2 separate regions of the Homo sapiens genome follow, and region 1 is linked to region 2. The links are chromatin contacts, found by Hi-C or POLR2A ChIA-PET in ENCODE. All regions are on one chromosome and are shown on one strand. Each heading gives the region's core, a stretch centred on a gene start or an enhancer-like site at or near the end of the contact. The rest is flanking DNA. Distances are from core to core; before and after follow the strand shown.

Region 1 (3,829 bases), core at 677-3,176, 320 kb after region 2:
TTTTTTTTCTGGAAGCCATTTGCCGTATAAGAGCAAGAGCACAGGTCCTGGGGGCAGGGCACAGTTGTGAGTTCAAGAGGCTGGAGGAATACTGCAATGGCTACAGCACAGAGAGTGGTGGGAGATCACATCAAATGATGAGCAAGGCCCTCATTGTAAGGCTGTGTGGGTGAAATTTGGATTTCATTCTGAGTGCCACAGTGAAGCAGTAACAAAACCCTTTCCTGAGGAGCCTCTTGACTTTCACTCCTATTGAAACCATCATGCCCTTTATAGGTTCTTCAGCTTGTGAGAAAGGATATTGCCTGAATTAAAAGAACTGGCAATAAGTGAAAATTATTTAGAGAACAGACAGATAAAACAAAATTCTCAGAATCAGTTCAGTACTTCATGAACAGGGCAGCCAGTTACGTATTCAACTGTGAAAGACTGTCCATTCCCAAGGTTTTGACTTCAGATTATTTCAGGCCTGGTAGAACTTGGTTATACCAGTGGGATCTTTTATAGAGGTTGTAAAAACTTATCTCTGTTTTGGGGCTAGAATCTTTATCTAGGTGTTGCACAGAGTGTTGACGCTGGAGCAAGCTGCTCAGGTTCAAATCTCAGCTTTTCATTTACTAGCTAAATATACTGAACAGTTGTTTTATGCTTCAGTTTCCTCATTGGTAAAGTAGGGATAATAGTATTTAACTTACAGGTTGATGGGGGATTAACAGTACATATATGTCATTTATGACAGGTTGCTAGAGCAGTGCTAGTAATGTCAGCTTTGGTTATTATTATCATTATTAATATTTATCTCTCCTATTCTCTCTTTTTAATAGGGTTTTGAACTTTTGGGTTCACTGTTTTTCACATAAACATTTATTTAGGAACTAAATATCAAACTTGCCTCTTTCCCTTAGCATGCTAAGATAAATGGATATTCCTGAGTCTGAGGGAAGTTAAGGACAGAGTTTGAACCTAAGTTTTATTCTTATAATAGCAATTTTTTGGGAAGGACCCAGGGAGCAGTGTTTTCTTTCCAATGAGATGTCAAACTCTCGGATGATATGGAGCTTGTGTTGTAGAGAGATGATTAGTATTTTTGGAACCTCACCCTTTTGTCTAACACTTTGTATAGAGTGACAATAATGAAAGGAAGACTAAACATAGAGTCAGGATTACAGGGTTCAAATCTAAATTCTGTTCCCAACTAGCTGTGTGACCTTGGACAATGGAGCACCATTATAAAATTGGAGGAGGGTTTAATTACATAATCTCTGAAGCACTTTCTGGTATTAACATTATACAGTTCAGAGTATATTTCCTACAAACCCTTGCTTTAGGCAAAGTCTCTACATAAGGAGAAGTCTCGGAGAAAGGGTAATAGAAAAAAAGAGCAATATAAGGGAAAACAAAAACAAAGGAGAACTAGATTATTAGGAAAGAAGTATAATAAGAAAAGGAAACTAAAGAAAAGCAGGTTTAGTCAGATAACTTGCTAACCTTTTAAATTGAACACTCACCTTATGCCATGCCCTGGGGATGTGACAGTGAACAGGCCTTTGTAGAATTTACAGAGTGTTGGGGAATATGTAAACAGGTGGCTATAAAGACAACATAAAATGCTAACGTCACTTGTAGGATAGAGTGAGGCTTCCCTGAAAAGAATGGTGGAGTCTGAGGGCAAAACATTCTAGGTACAGAAGGTATCTACGAAGGTCCTGGGATAGGAGAGAGCTGGTATTTTCAAAAACACAGGGATTTTATGCATGGAGGCGATCAGGAAAAAAAAATGAAGCAAGAATAAATGAGCATATTCTCCAAGGACCAACTAACAGGGTTGAGATAAATATTATCCATTTTATCCCCTCCTGCATCTGCTGTAATGTAGGATGGCCTGAAATGAAACACCCATGTGGTTTGACCCTCCCCAGTTGCTATTGCTCATCCTATAATAAGCAGTAACACAAATCCTAGCCTAGTGATTCCCCAGTGAATCCTTTCCTGGCCATCTTAAGGCAAAAAAAGAGCCTTGTGTTTTGACGGGGAAATTCTTTAGTACAGAAAAAAAGTGAGGAGAGAAAGTTCAATATGCTTCCCTCTGTTTCCCTCCTACTCTCATATCTGCATCCCATGCAAAGCATTCCCCTTTTTCTTAGATTCTATCTTCCTCCCTCAAGAACAGCTTTTACCTCCCCGTTTTTTTTTTTCTTTTTCTACTTTTGGCCCAAATCATAGTACTGAAAATGTAAAACCTGCAGTTTTGGGTATGTTACCAAAGGAAACAGTTTTACTTAAAATCTTGTTTTTGCCAAAATATTTTCAAAGTAGCTGGAGAGCTGTCAAACCACAGTGGCTCTCAGCTGCGTTTCCTTCTAGCATTTCCCCAGGTTCTCCCAGCACAGCACTCAGTAATTGGATATTATTTGAGGAGAAGGGAAAAAAATGCTGCACGAGAGAGTTTGTAGATTTAAGAATTATTCTCCGGGTGCTGAAGGCCAGAGATCCAGAGGTGCTCAGCTGCCAAACTCCAGGGCTGCGTGACTGTGTATCATTCCTAGATGTAGCTTTCAGCGGGGAGACCCGGAGGAAACATGCTGGTAACTGTCAATATTTGGATTGCCATTCCAAAGTCTTTAGATTGTTTTCTGCCCTTCCTCATGTGGCTTTGACCAAAAGAATTTATTCTGAGAAAAAAAAGTACTGAAAACTGTTTAAAATGACATGCTTTTTGACATTGCAGGTACTGACAGCCTTCCCCTTCTCCTAACCATCTCTTCTAACCCTGGCTAGCATTAGTGGGTTTTAGGCACCAGGATTATATCTTTAGACAAATTTAAAAGTAGGCAGTTAACTTTTATGCTCCTCTAACAACTTTCTTCAAGGACCTTAGAGGAGGTACCAGCTTAATATTTAAGAACTTATTATTTATTAAGAGGCAGTAGTTACCATGCTCACTTAACTCATCCAGAAACTTAAGTTCAGGAAGTGATATGACTTTCCCAAGATCATACAACAATCCTAAACTGCTTCTTCCTTACATCATGCTTCTAATACATGTTGTTGTAAGATAGAACAAAATTAATTAAATTAAATTATAATAAAAATAATAATTTCAATAACCATATAGGAATCATGATAATTATCAATTATCAAAATGGTTATCACAAATCGACAATAGATGTGGCATCAGGACTCAAGTGCCACTGCTTTCCAAATATTTTTACCAGATCTGCTATGTCATTAGGGTCCTGGTAGGAAACAGATGTTATACTCTGAAGCAGTAACTGAAGAGAGTTAAACGGAGTGGACAGGGTCAAGGGAGCCAATGAGAGGATACAGCAGCCAGGGCTGGTAACAGTGAGAAGCAACTGACACTCCATCAGCCCCAGGCCTGGAGGGGCTGGGAAGGAGCAGTGACGAGAACCCAGTGAAACCTCTCACTACAGCAGAGGGGCTGCCTAACATGAGCTGATGGGGAAAAAACCCAGACCTTGCTTTTCTCTTCTTTCTTCTCTCCTGAAAGGGCCACCCATTGACGAAATCCAACAACAAGCCAGAGGACAAAGAAGACTGAGTGACGATGTCTGGAGGGCTTAGATTTCTTCTCTTAAATACCATTTATGTGCTGATGACAGCCAGTTTTTTTAAATCTCTAGTCTTGAATTTCAGTCTTGAATTTCAATTTTCTTCTAGGTATCTCCTAACTGAACTCCTGACTGTTCATCAAAGTTCATTCCTCCAACAATCCTCTCTATCTCAATTGCTACCATCTCCTACCAAATGCAGGCCAAAAATCTTGGAGACATCCCTAAGTGCTCTTTTCCCCTCCTGACCACCATCC
Region 2 (3,583 bases), core at 785-3,284:
CTCCGAGGCAGGACCTTTCTTGGAGTCTCGGAACCCCAGCACAGTGCCTGGCAACCAGTTTCGAAATCCATTAAGACCCTTGGAATTCATGATTTAGTTCTTGTTTTGTTGTTGTTCTTTTTCTTTTTTTTTTTTTTTAATCTGTGCTGCCATAAACGCCTGCCCTTCTGCAAATTCAGGAAAGATTTAATTGCTGTGGAGCACTAAATCTCAATTTCCAGTGTGTGTGGATTACCCTGTTTGTGGAATTAAATTTTATACAGATGTCTCTTTTGCTCCTGGTTAGTGGCTCTAATTAAATAAATGGAAATTCTCGCAGGAATTAGAAGCTCCTACTTAACAGTGAAGATTTCGGGATCACAGTGCATAATCTGAATATAAATGACCCAGAAGCTGAAACATTACCCATAATCACATTGACGGTTCCAGAAAGAGCGATAAGGAGAGTGCTGTTAAGGGAGGCGAGCGCTGACGCCAGAAGTTGCCATATCCCCAGAAACCCCAGTTTGCCTTTTCACCGTCGCAAGTGAGAACCAGAGCGCGTTAAAGGCCTCGGAGTAAAAAACGCAGCGTCTGGGACTGCGGCACCCGGGTTGAGTCGGGTGCAAGTTTCTGCCGAAAGAGGGCGTCGGTCTGAGACTAAAAGAAATTTGTGGACACGGACGCCTAGTCAAATGAAAGACCATTTTAACACATTTTCAATGTATTTAAATGTGCGGGACTTAATTGTCAGAATTCTCCCGCCCAGTGTAGCCCGTTCACATTGCAAATGACTTGGCTGCAGTAGGCACAGAAGGTCCAGTTCCATTTTGACCCGCCCCGCCGCGCGGCGGACTCCCGCGATGCTCCTCTGGTCACGGACTTCTCCAGAGCCGCTTCCCTCCGGTCTCCACCGCTGCTGTGGCTATGGCCAGTGGGAGGACTGGGTCTCCGAGGCAGGACCTTTCTTGGAGTCGCGGAACCCCAGCACAGTGCCTCGAGCGCTCCAGAGAAGGAGCGGTTGGATCTTTGAGCACTCAGGTTGGAGGGGAGCGTGTGTCGTACCCGGGGGACCTACCGGGAACGTTTTGGGAAAGACAGTCCCTTTATTTAGGTACCTGGTTTAGCAAACAAAGCCCCGAGGACGCTTTGGGGATGCTTTCCAAGCTTTGTGACACCTCCAGAAGTTGAACCATTCCCTCGCCTTTGGGAGCAACAAGTTTCACTTTCCTGCTCTCAGTGCGCTGACAGAGGGTCCGTGAGCTGGGACACTGTGACCTCGGCACCGCTGCGATTCCAGCGCAAACCTGCGTGGCCCAGGGGGAGGGGGCTGGCGCGGGGCTGAGGAAGGCGGGGTGTAGGTGACGCCCGGGCCAGCCGGGCACACCAGGTCCGCGATGGAGCCATCTGCACTGGGACCTTGGTCCTTGTTCCCTGACCTTGCGCCGAGGGACCAGGAAGGTCAGGTGCTCGCCCCGCGTCGGTGCTTCAGGAGGGAATGTGGCCAGAACGAGAAAGGTGAGAGCAAGCGGCACCTAAGGATTTTTGCACCGAAACCACAATTTCTAGAACCATCCCTTTCCCCCAGTCCTGGTTTTTTTTTTTTTTTGCACGGTGTGTGTGTGTATATGTGTGTGTGTGTGTGTGTGTGTATGTGTGCGTGCGCGCGCGCATTTCTCTACTTTAAAGCACGTTTCCTTTTTTGAAGCCAGGAGCTGGAGAGCGTGGAAAGGGAGAGGCGGTGATCGCACAGGCACGCGGCGTGGTGGGGGCTCTTGCCGGTGCAGACGTGGGCGATTTCAGCTTTAAGGAAAAGGCAGAGGGCCTGCGGGGAGTGGTGGTTAGGGACAGGGGCGCGATGGGTAGTGAAGGGGTGCAGGGAGGAGCCCTGATGTAAGAATGTTAATGAGAGACTCCCCCAGCCCAGCCCCCACATCTCCCCACCCCCACCCACCCCACCCGCTGGAAACACAAGCCCGGCCTCGGCGCGCCATGTGTGGTAACACGCTCAGCCGCTGCCACGCTATTTAAACGCGGGCTATGGATCCAGGAACCGGCGCGAATCAATGAGATCAAATGCGAGGGAGATGCACCGTCAATTACAAACACTTGGACAAGTCTAACTTTTTTTTTCTTCTACAAAAACGCTTTCAAAAGCAACCTTAGCAACGCCCAAATAAGAAGCCACCTCTAAGCAAAATAGTATATGTATAAACGGAGGGCGAATATATACAAGTATATATATATGTATATTACAGACGCACAGGTTTACACCCGGTGAACTTTTTCTTTTTCTTTTTCTTTTTTTTTTAAGAAAAACTAGTGACATTGCAGAGAAGGACGCTTCCTCTCTATCTTTTGGCGCATTAGTGAAGGGGGTATTCTATTTTGTTAAAGCGCCCAAGGGGGCGCAGGGACCTTGGAGAGAAGAGTGGGGAGGAAAGAGGAAGGGTGGGTGGGGGGCAGAGGGCGAGTCGGCGGCGGCGAGGGCAAGCTCTTTCTTGCGGCACGATGCCGTCTCTGCTGGTGCTCACTTTCTCCCCGTGCGTACTACTCGGCTGGGCGTTGCTGGCCGGCGGCACCGGTGGCGGTGGCGTTGGCGGCGGCGGCGGTGGCGCGGGCATAGGCGGCGGACGCCAGGAGAGAGAGGCGCTGCCGCCACAGAAGATCGAGGTGCTGGTGTTACTGCCCCAGGATGACTCGTACTTGTTTTCACTCACCCGGGTGCGGCCGGCCATCGAGTATGCTCTGCGCAGCGTGGAGGGCAACGGGACTGGGAGGCGGCTTCTGCCGCCGGGCACTCGCTTCCAGGTGGCTTACGAGGATTCAGACTGTGGGAACCGTGCGCTCTTCAGCTTGGTGGACCGCGTGGCGGCGGCGCGGGGCGCCAAGCCAGACCTTATCCTGGGGCCAGTGTGCGAGTATGCAGCAGCGCCAGTGGCCCGGCTTGCATCGCACTGGGACCTGCCCATGCTGTCGGCTGGGGCGCTGGCCGCTGGCTTCCAGCACAAGGACTCTGAGTACTCGCACCTCACGCGCGTGGCGCCCGCCTACGCCAAGATGGGCGAGATGATGCTCGCCCTGTTCCGCCACCACCACTGGAGCCGCGCTGCACTGGTCTACAGCGACGACAAGCTGGAGCGGAACTGCTACTTCACCCTCGAGGGGGTCCACGAGGTCTTCCAGGAGGAGGGTTTGCACACGTCCATCTACAGTTTCGACGAGACCAAAGACTTGGATCTGGAAGACATCGTGCGCAATATCCAGGCCAGTGAGAGAGGTGAGCAGGGGCGCGTCCCGGGCCCCGGGCCCTAACCCAACCGCTCTCCGCGGCTCTCCCTGCACACTCGTCCACTCTGCAGACCCCACTCCCCACTGCGGCGCTGAGGTCGGGTGCGCGCGGGCACTCGTTCAGGTATGCGCCGTGTGGCTGCGACAACCTTTGACGACCGCCCATCGCGGTGTACGTAGAGGGTCCCAGGGAGGTGAAGGGGTTGGAGGAGAGGGCGTCTGTAGCTCCTGCGTGCCCAGGTCCAACAGGTGCTGTCAAACACTTCGATGTTTTTTCTTCCCAGTTTCCACTTTGCCAGCGCCGGGCTGGTGA

Evidence for each region. Hi-C counts contacts between places; a loop is a spot of excess contacts on that map. ChIA-PET counts read pairs that join two places held with the same protein, here RNA polymerase II (POLR2A). Pooled maps may share reads with other maps.
Region 1: a map of chondrocyte shows a loop between it and region 2 (2.9-fold over the local background). The contact joins the enhancer-like site here to the promoter of NPR3 in region 2. A Hi-C loop is called at or near these places in 3 of 168 maps with a recorded cell type or tissue (PC-9, chondrocyte and sigmoid colon) and 3 of 50 pooled maps. POLR2A ChIA-PET finds 5 or more read pairs at or near these places in 2 of 52 experiments (AG04449 and activated CD4-positive, alpha-beta T cell).

What each region holds. Positions count from the first base shown.
Region 1 is chr5:33,030,430-33,034,258 of GRCh38, forward strand. The region is part of intron 1 of LOC105374715 (a long non-coding RNA gene); the gene reads right to left. Among named protein-coding and RNA genes, the nearest start is that of LINC02120, 85 kb to the left of the region's middle. Within about 2 kb of position 1,927, at least 2 of the 41 ENCODE cell types and tissues checked have a DNase peak (open chromatin) inside an H3K27ac peak, as active enhancers do.
Region 2 is chr5:32,709,287-32,712,869 of GRCh38, forward strand. It overlaps NPR3 (natriuretic peptide receptor 3), which reads left to right and starts at 2,035. Exons shown (of 8, transcript NM_001204375.2): 1 at 2,035-3,259. The coding sequence starts at 2,491. RefSeq lists an enhancer at 2,396-3,121 and a silencer at 2,997-3,291.